Linked DNA regions of Homo sapiens: region 1 is linked to region 2. The links are chromatin contacts, found by Hi-C or POLR2A ChIA-PET in ENCODE. All regions are on one chromosome and are shown on one strand. Each heading gives the region's core, a stretch centred on a gene start or an enhancer-like site at or near the end of the contact. The rest is flanking DNA. Distances are from core to core; before and after follow the strand shown. Region 1 overlaps FAM120A (family with sequence similarity 120 member A). Region 2 holds the start of SPTLC1 (serine palmitoyltransferase long chain base subunit 1).

Region 1 (3,258 bases), core at 87-2,586, 1.5 Mb after region 2:
TCTGTAGCAGGAAACAAATTGCTTGTTCTTGAGAACTTTCCCATCAAGAATTTAGTAGAAGCAGGTATACTTCTATCATTTTGATGTTTTTGTTAATGTTTCCAAACAATGTACTTTGAAATCAGAATCACTTCTTATCGTTTTCATATACTTCTGATGCTCTTCATCACATTAGTGATCAGAAATGAGGTGTAATTCCCCAACCCCTGCCCGCAAGAGCTAAGTAGGATCTTACTGTAAGTTGAAGGGAGTTTTGCCCTAACTCATGGATTGTGCAAGAATGAACTGCTGTTGGGTTTGATTGACTGTCGATGGATTGTGGTGTGGTGTATCTGAAGGCTATTGAATGCAACTTACAATGCTTAATAAAAATCTTTATTCTTTTAGTATAAAGTATGGCGTGGCTTTTAAATTCACTTGTAAAAGCTAATTTTATAGAGGTTTAATTCAAATCGAAACAACTACTGAAAAGATCAGAAAACCAAAGTTGAAAAATATTTTACCTTTTCAAAGTAATTCCAGGTTTCCGGCTTAGAGGGACATTAATATATGATTAATTTGTTTGATAGCTCAGTTTCAAGCAACCAAGGGGATAAAAAAATTCTGTTTGATAAAGCAGACTTACAGAAGAGGTTTTTTTAAGCCCTGAGGAAGCAATAAATTTGACTCCACCACGTTTTAAAAGCTGGATGTTACAAGTATAGTCCGTTTTTCATGCCATCCTTTTGACTGAAGGCTCTTCTCTGCAGCCTGATATGAGGTCCCCGTACCCAGGTCCGCCGAGCGCCTGGAGAAAGCGCCCCGTGCTGCCCTCTAGCGGGGGATGGTGGGCTAACGGCGCCGGAGGCGGCCAGGAGAGCTGCGGCGATCCCGCTCCAGGGAGGGGCTGGCGCTCGCCCGGGGGCGCGTTTCCTTCCTGTGGAAGGGCGGGGCGGGGCCTTGCGTGGCGCTTCCCCGTCCGCCACCGCGCAGGTCCCGGTGCGCGCGCAGCCCGCGAGGCGGGGCCGTGTCAGTGAGGCCTACTCCCAGCTTTTTCCTCCCGGAGGCTGAGACTGCGCCGTTGAAGCCGGTTCTCTGTGCGGGGCCGGCGCCGGGCCCAGCAAAGACCCGAGTGCCCCGAGAGAGACCGAGCAGACCCTGGGAGCCCGAGTCCCAGCAAGGCCCGAGCCGAGCCAGTTTCTCCAACTAGCAGCCTGAGAGCGCTCTTGGTCCTGGCTGTTCAGACCCCAGACGAATTTACCCCTTCTTTTTATGGGGTGGGCCTTCAGAGTTTGAAGGAAGTGAAGCTAGCCTCGCTCACTCCAGGGCCTCTTCCCACCCTGACTCGCCGGTTCCTGACGGTGGCCCGCTGTTCCGGGGCCACGGCTGAGTCCCTCTGCGCCAGCCTCCCGGTGGCGGGCCAGCCAGCCCCTTCTCTGTGCTGTGAGAAGATGGGGGCGCCCGGACGCTCCATCTTTCAAAAACACCATTCCACTGAGGACCCTGCCTGTGACGGGAACCAGTCTAACCCACTCTGGATCGCACGTGCCTGGCAGAGGGACAGCGTTGTGGAGGAACACTTTCCAGGCCCACCAGCTTCCACCATCCATTGCTAGGCAGTACCTCTCCCACCGTGACAACCACGCGCTTTTCTTCCCTCTCTCAAGGGGCAGGCCCACGCCACTTGAGAATAGCAAACTGACAGGGAGAGCCCTCTGGCTTTAAGAGGGGAGAGGGACAGGTTTCTGAACAGTACAGTCTCAGCAGCAGGAGCGCGCGCATGTCAAGGGTCCCTCTCTGCTCCCTGACAAGCAGGTGCTCCTTCTTTCCGGTGGTTCTCATCTCTTAGTTGCAATTGCTGTAGGTGAGAGAGCAGCACAGCTTGCTTTAGGTCACTCTCAGCAGGGACTGGGCTGGAACCCAACCCTTAGCTCCAAGTTGGGTCTGTCCACCCGCTCCTGAAGCTCCAGTAGGTGCAGGCGTGGGCATTAAGGAGAGAGGAAGGGAGAGGGTGCTGGGGCTCCGGCGACCCTGTGGCTGGAACAAGGAGGCCAAGGACATCCCTCCTTGCTGGAGCCATGCTGGCCACTCCTTCCACACCACCAGAATTGCAGAGGAAGGCCCAAGGGCGATGCTGTCATGGGCCCAGGGGTCAGTGGCTGTGGGTGGCACTGGTGCGGGCTGGACTGAATGGTGATGCTGGTGTTTCTCCTTCCTGGCAGCATGATATCCTGGGGCAAGTCGTATGTTCTGCTGCCTGGCCATTTATCCTCTTCCTTTTCAAAAAAATAGGTTTTACTGATTTTTTTTTCTTGTTTCAAAAGCAATATGTGTTTATTGTGGTAAGTTTAAGAAATACTGGCTAGATACACAAAAAGGAAAAGAAGTCCTCGGTAATTCCCCCATCCTGAGACACCTGTTTTTAACATTTGGTCTCTCTCCTTCTATACAATATATAGATTTTTTTCTTATACAAAAAAAATCATGTTAATATTTTGTAACATTTTCCCAACTTAGCATCATTTGATGATTGCCTTTCCCTACCATTCCATATTCTGCCATAGTTCCACAGACTCCACGGTGGGGCTGCATCGTAACGTATTCAGTCTTTCCCCACCAGCATGGTTGGACATTACCTTGTTCTGCAAGCACTTGCGGAGAGTCCGTGTCAGGCCCAGCCCTAGGCCCCATGGGACAGAAGATGTCAAGGCCCCTGCCTTTCTGGCATTTACATTTGAGTAGGGGGACAACATACATGTGTACAAATAAGAATATTTCAAGCAAGAAAATGAGAAAAGATGGGGAGATGGGTGGCATGGGCAAGTGATGCAGCCATGAGTGGAGGCTATCTGGGAATACAGGTCTGGGCCAGGAGCAGCGGATGGAGCACCCAGCCAAGGGGAATCCATGGAGAGCGGAGAAGCCCATGGCCACCCCGAGGACAGGGCTTGCTGTATCCTCCAGTGCTGTGGTCTGTTGAAGGCTTTGAGGCAGGACGGGTTGTGCTTGGATGCCCAGTGGGCTCCAGGTATCCATGCTACCCTGTAGGTGAGTCTTGTGAGGACCAGTGTCATTATTCCTGGTTAGCATTTCATCAGAAGAATCTCCCAGTGGGGAAGGGTGGGGGAAGGGTGGGGGAAGGGTGAGGGAAGGGAGTCTTTTGGTGCTCCTGCTGATTTAGCTCCGGAACGCTGCTTGGTATCCAGGGTCCAGGAGCTCTTTGTCTGTACTAGCCTGGCTGCTGGGCACAGTCAAGGCACTGGTGTTTGCCAATTTGAC
Region 2 (3,453 bases), core at 873-3,372:
ATTCATTTATGAATAAGTCTAAATACCCTTTTAGTTTTCTCAATAGTTGGATTCTAGCAAGCAAACATCTGCCCCAGCCACTAGTTAAGAGCCCACTCCAAAAAGAAATCACCCTAAGAAAAGCTGAGAAACTCTCTCTCTAGTGAATTAATAAAAATCACAAACACCACTTCTTTTCCTTCCCAGGAAATGTTACATACAGGAGTTCTCCCAAGTCTCACTGTTGGACAGTTTCGGGGAATGAGAAGTTACACTACTGTCAGTCTTCAAAAAGGGAGCAAACAACATTTAACAGAAAATAATCCATTTCTTTAAAAAATCATTTATAAAAAAGATCATTCAATTTTAGTGGCTCATTTTAGGTCACTACAGTTAACCTAATACTGGGCATCACTTAATACATGAGCATAAGACAGAGCCACATCTGCTGTCTCTGCTGTTTCAAGATAAAATTCCCAGTATGTCCTGCAATGGAAGACACTGTCATTACCCCTACCAGTAGACGGTGATATTAAGTTTGGTGATATTAAATCATCAAAAGTAAAGTGAAATTCACTTGAAATGAATGTAAGCTCTTTAAGCACAGGGACTTCTGCCTATTTGTTCACCGCACTATCCCTAGCATCTAGATCTGTGTGGTCCAATGTGGACAGTCACTAAGTTACACGTGGCTATTTAAGTTAAATTAAAAATTCAGTTGCAGCTGGGTGTGGTAGCTCATGCCTGTAATCCCAGCACTTTGGGAGGCCAAAGCAGGAGGATTACTTGAGGCCAGGAGTTCGAGGCCAGGCTGGGCAACACAGCAAGCCCCCGTCTCTATTAAAAAAAAAAAAAGATTAGTTGGGCATGGTGGTATGTGGTCCCAGCTACTCGGGAGTCTGAGGTGGGAGGATCGCTTGAGTCTGGGAGGTCAACGCAGCAGTGAGCTGATCGCACCACTGCACTCTAGCCTGGGCGACAGAGTGAAACCCTGTCTTTAAAAAATAAAATAAAATAAAATAAGTTCTTCAGTGCCCAATGAATAGCTCTGCAAGACAGCACGGGGACTCTCAGTTATTAAATGAATGAACACTAAGATTGACATTCTGGTTTCTTATTATCTTATGTATCTGAAATAACTAGGCTTCAAAAAACTCTTAACTATTCTTCCTTTAAAAGTCTACGGCCAGGTGCAGTGGCTCAAGCCTATAATCCCAGCACTTTGGGAGGCCAAGGCGGGCGGATCACCTGAGGTCGGGAGTTCGAGACCAGCCTGACCAACATGCAGAAACCCCGTCTCTAATAAAAATACAAAATTGGCCGGGCATGGTGGCACATGCCTGTAATCTCAGCTACCTGGGAAGCTGAGGCAGGAGAATCGCTTAAACCCGGGAGGCGGAGGTTGTAGTGAGCCGAGATCACGCCCTTGCACTCCAGCTTGAGCAACAAGTGCGAAACACCGTCTCAAAAAAAAAAAACAAAAATAAATAAATAAAAATCGACTAAACTAGTTGTATCTTTATAAGACAGAAAACTGATGTACGCAGAAGAATGACAAACTATTTTTTATTCACAAATCCTAAGTCACTTGATTTCTTTTCGACAAAAACAAACTCCAATTTATTACAATTTTATTCCCCAACGAACTGTACCGTAGTTCCAAAGAGCTGACTTCCTTAGGACCTTCCCAGACGAAGGTGTTCCACTCATTTTCACCACTCCGTTTTATCGTCCGTCTAAACTCTGGTTTTTGCAGACCTGTCTCCTGCGTCCCCTTACACGTGTTCCTTTCCGGAGCTTCCAGGGGACCCGGAGCATAAGAATTCAAACCGAGACCCTCAGTCCCAGCCCCCGCCCCCGCCCGTTCCTCCCTACACTCAACCGCTGGGACTAGAAGCTCCCGGCAGTCCTTCCAGCAAGAGGCACCGAGTCTGGGCGTGACCGAGCCAGTCCCGCCGAGGTCTCAGGCCACAAATCCACACGCGTCCTCCCACCCTCCCCGGGCCCGGGTGTGGTCGCGGACCGCTAATGGCGCGGAGCCCACCTCGTAAAGCGCCTGTACCATCTCCACCAGAACCCACTGCTCCGTGGCGGTCGCCATAGTTAGCCGCTTCCTTCCGGAAGGCGGGTCACAAGCGCGTCCCAAAAGTGCGCGTCGCTGCTCAGTGTCGTTATCACCTCCGCAGAGGGCGGGGCGGCGGAGCGCTGGGCACCGCCTACTCGCACTTGCGCACTGGTTGACAGGAGGCTGGACGGGGTCAGGTGGGATGCCGCAGTTTTTCCAAGAATTGTTTACCTTGTGTCCTATTACCCTCCCTGCTGGATTCAGGATGGAGAAAGTAGTAATGAACGGGCCTTACACTTGGTCATCAGCTGGGCGCAGAGAGTTAAAATGATTGCAATACGTTTACTTTATTTTTTTTTTTTTGAGACGGAGTTTCGCTTTTGTTGCCCAGGCTGTAGTGCAATGGCGTGATCTCGGTTCACCGCAACCTCCGCCTCCCGGGTTCAAGCGATTCTCCTGCCCCAGCCTCCCGAGTAGCCGGGATTACAGGCGTGGGCTACCACGCCTGGCTAATTTTGTATTTTTAGTAGAGACGGGGTTTCTCCATGTTGGTCAGGCTGGTCTCAAACTCCTGACCTCAGGTGATCCGCCTGCCTCGGCCTCCCAAAGTGCTGGGATTAGAGGCGTGAGCCACCGCGCCTGGCCAATACGTTTACGTTTAGTAGCATAAGTAATCCAGCAATGCATTATCATTAAGAAATGCATAATTATACACAAAAATAGCCAACCCATATAGCACTTCCTGTTTTGTCAGACATAGGCCAAGGCTTTGCAGGTATTAAATCATATAGCAGTTTGGTAAAGAACCTTTTAGAGCCTTCCAATGCATATGCAAACAGTATGCACGCGCACATACTTAATTGGATTGGATTTCTTAAATATAATTGAGATCATAGGGACAAGACTTTTCTACAACTTTTTTTAAATTTTTTTTCTAGCATTTTTTTCCTAATATATCTCATATTTAATGGCTGAAGACTTCCATGGAATAATTTATGTATATTCATCGTTCCATTTTATGTAAACGTTTCCCTATTGGTGAATACTTATGTTGTTCCCACCTTTCCCCTATTACAAATAATGCTGCCATAACTGTCGATGTTCCTTGTGTGTATATCTTTCTGTGCATGTTGGAGTTTTTCTGACCAGTTTTTTCAACATGGGATATATCTGAAGACTATGCACGTTATTAATTTTGATAAGTACTGCCAAAATGGCTCAACCAATTAAAATAATTTGGAAGTTTTTCTATGCTCTAGTCCATGATGGATATTATCAATCTTTTAAAAAAATTTGCCAGTTTAATGGAGATAAAATGATACCTCACTATCCTTTATTATTGATGCTTCTGGTTACTCATGAGGTTGTGCAGCTTCTTATATGTTTATTGGCATTTATAGACTGTATGA

The links. Hi-C counts contacts between places; a loop is a spot of excess contacts on that map. ChIA-PET counts read pairs that join two places held with the same protein, here RNA polymerase II (POLR2A). Pooled maps may share reads with other maps.
Region 1: a loop to region 2 is called in a map of B cell, with 7 times the contacts of the local background. The contact joins the enhancer-like site here to the promoter of SPTLC1 in region 2. A Hi-C loop is called at or near these places in 3 of 168 maps with a recorded cell type or tissue (B cell, CD4-positive, alpha-beta T cell and CD8-positive, alpha-beta T cell) and 14 of 50 pooled maps. POLR2A ChIA-PET finds 5 or more read pairs at or near these places in 1 of 52 experiments (OCI-LY7).

The regions. Positions count from the first base shown.
Region 1 is chr9:93,565,720-93,568,977 of GRCh38, forward strand. It overlaps FAM120A (family with sequence similarity 120 member A), which reads left to right. Exons shown (of 18, transcript NM_014612.5): 18 at 1-393. Among named protein-coding and RNA genes, the nearest start is that of PHF2, 9.2 kb to the right of the region's middle. RefSeq lists a silencer at 694-1,113. Within about 2 kb of position 1,337, at least 20 of the 41 ENCODE cell types and tissues checked have a DNase peak (open chromatin) inside an H3K27ac peak, as active enhancers do; they include B cell, where a contact is called at or near this core.
Region 2 is chr9:92,113,291-92,116,743 of GRCh38, forward strand. SPTLC1 (serine palmitoyltransferase long chain base subunit 1) reads right to left here and starts at 2,123. Exons shown (of 15, transcript NM_006415.4): 1 at 2,024-2,123. The coding sequence starts at 2,080. RefSeq lists an enhancer at 2,626-2,685.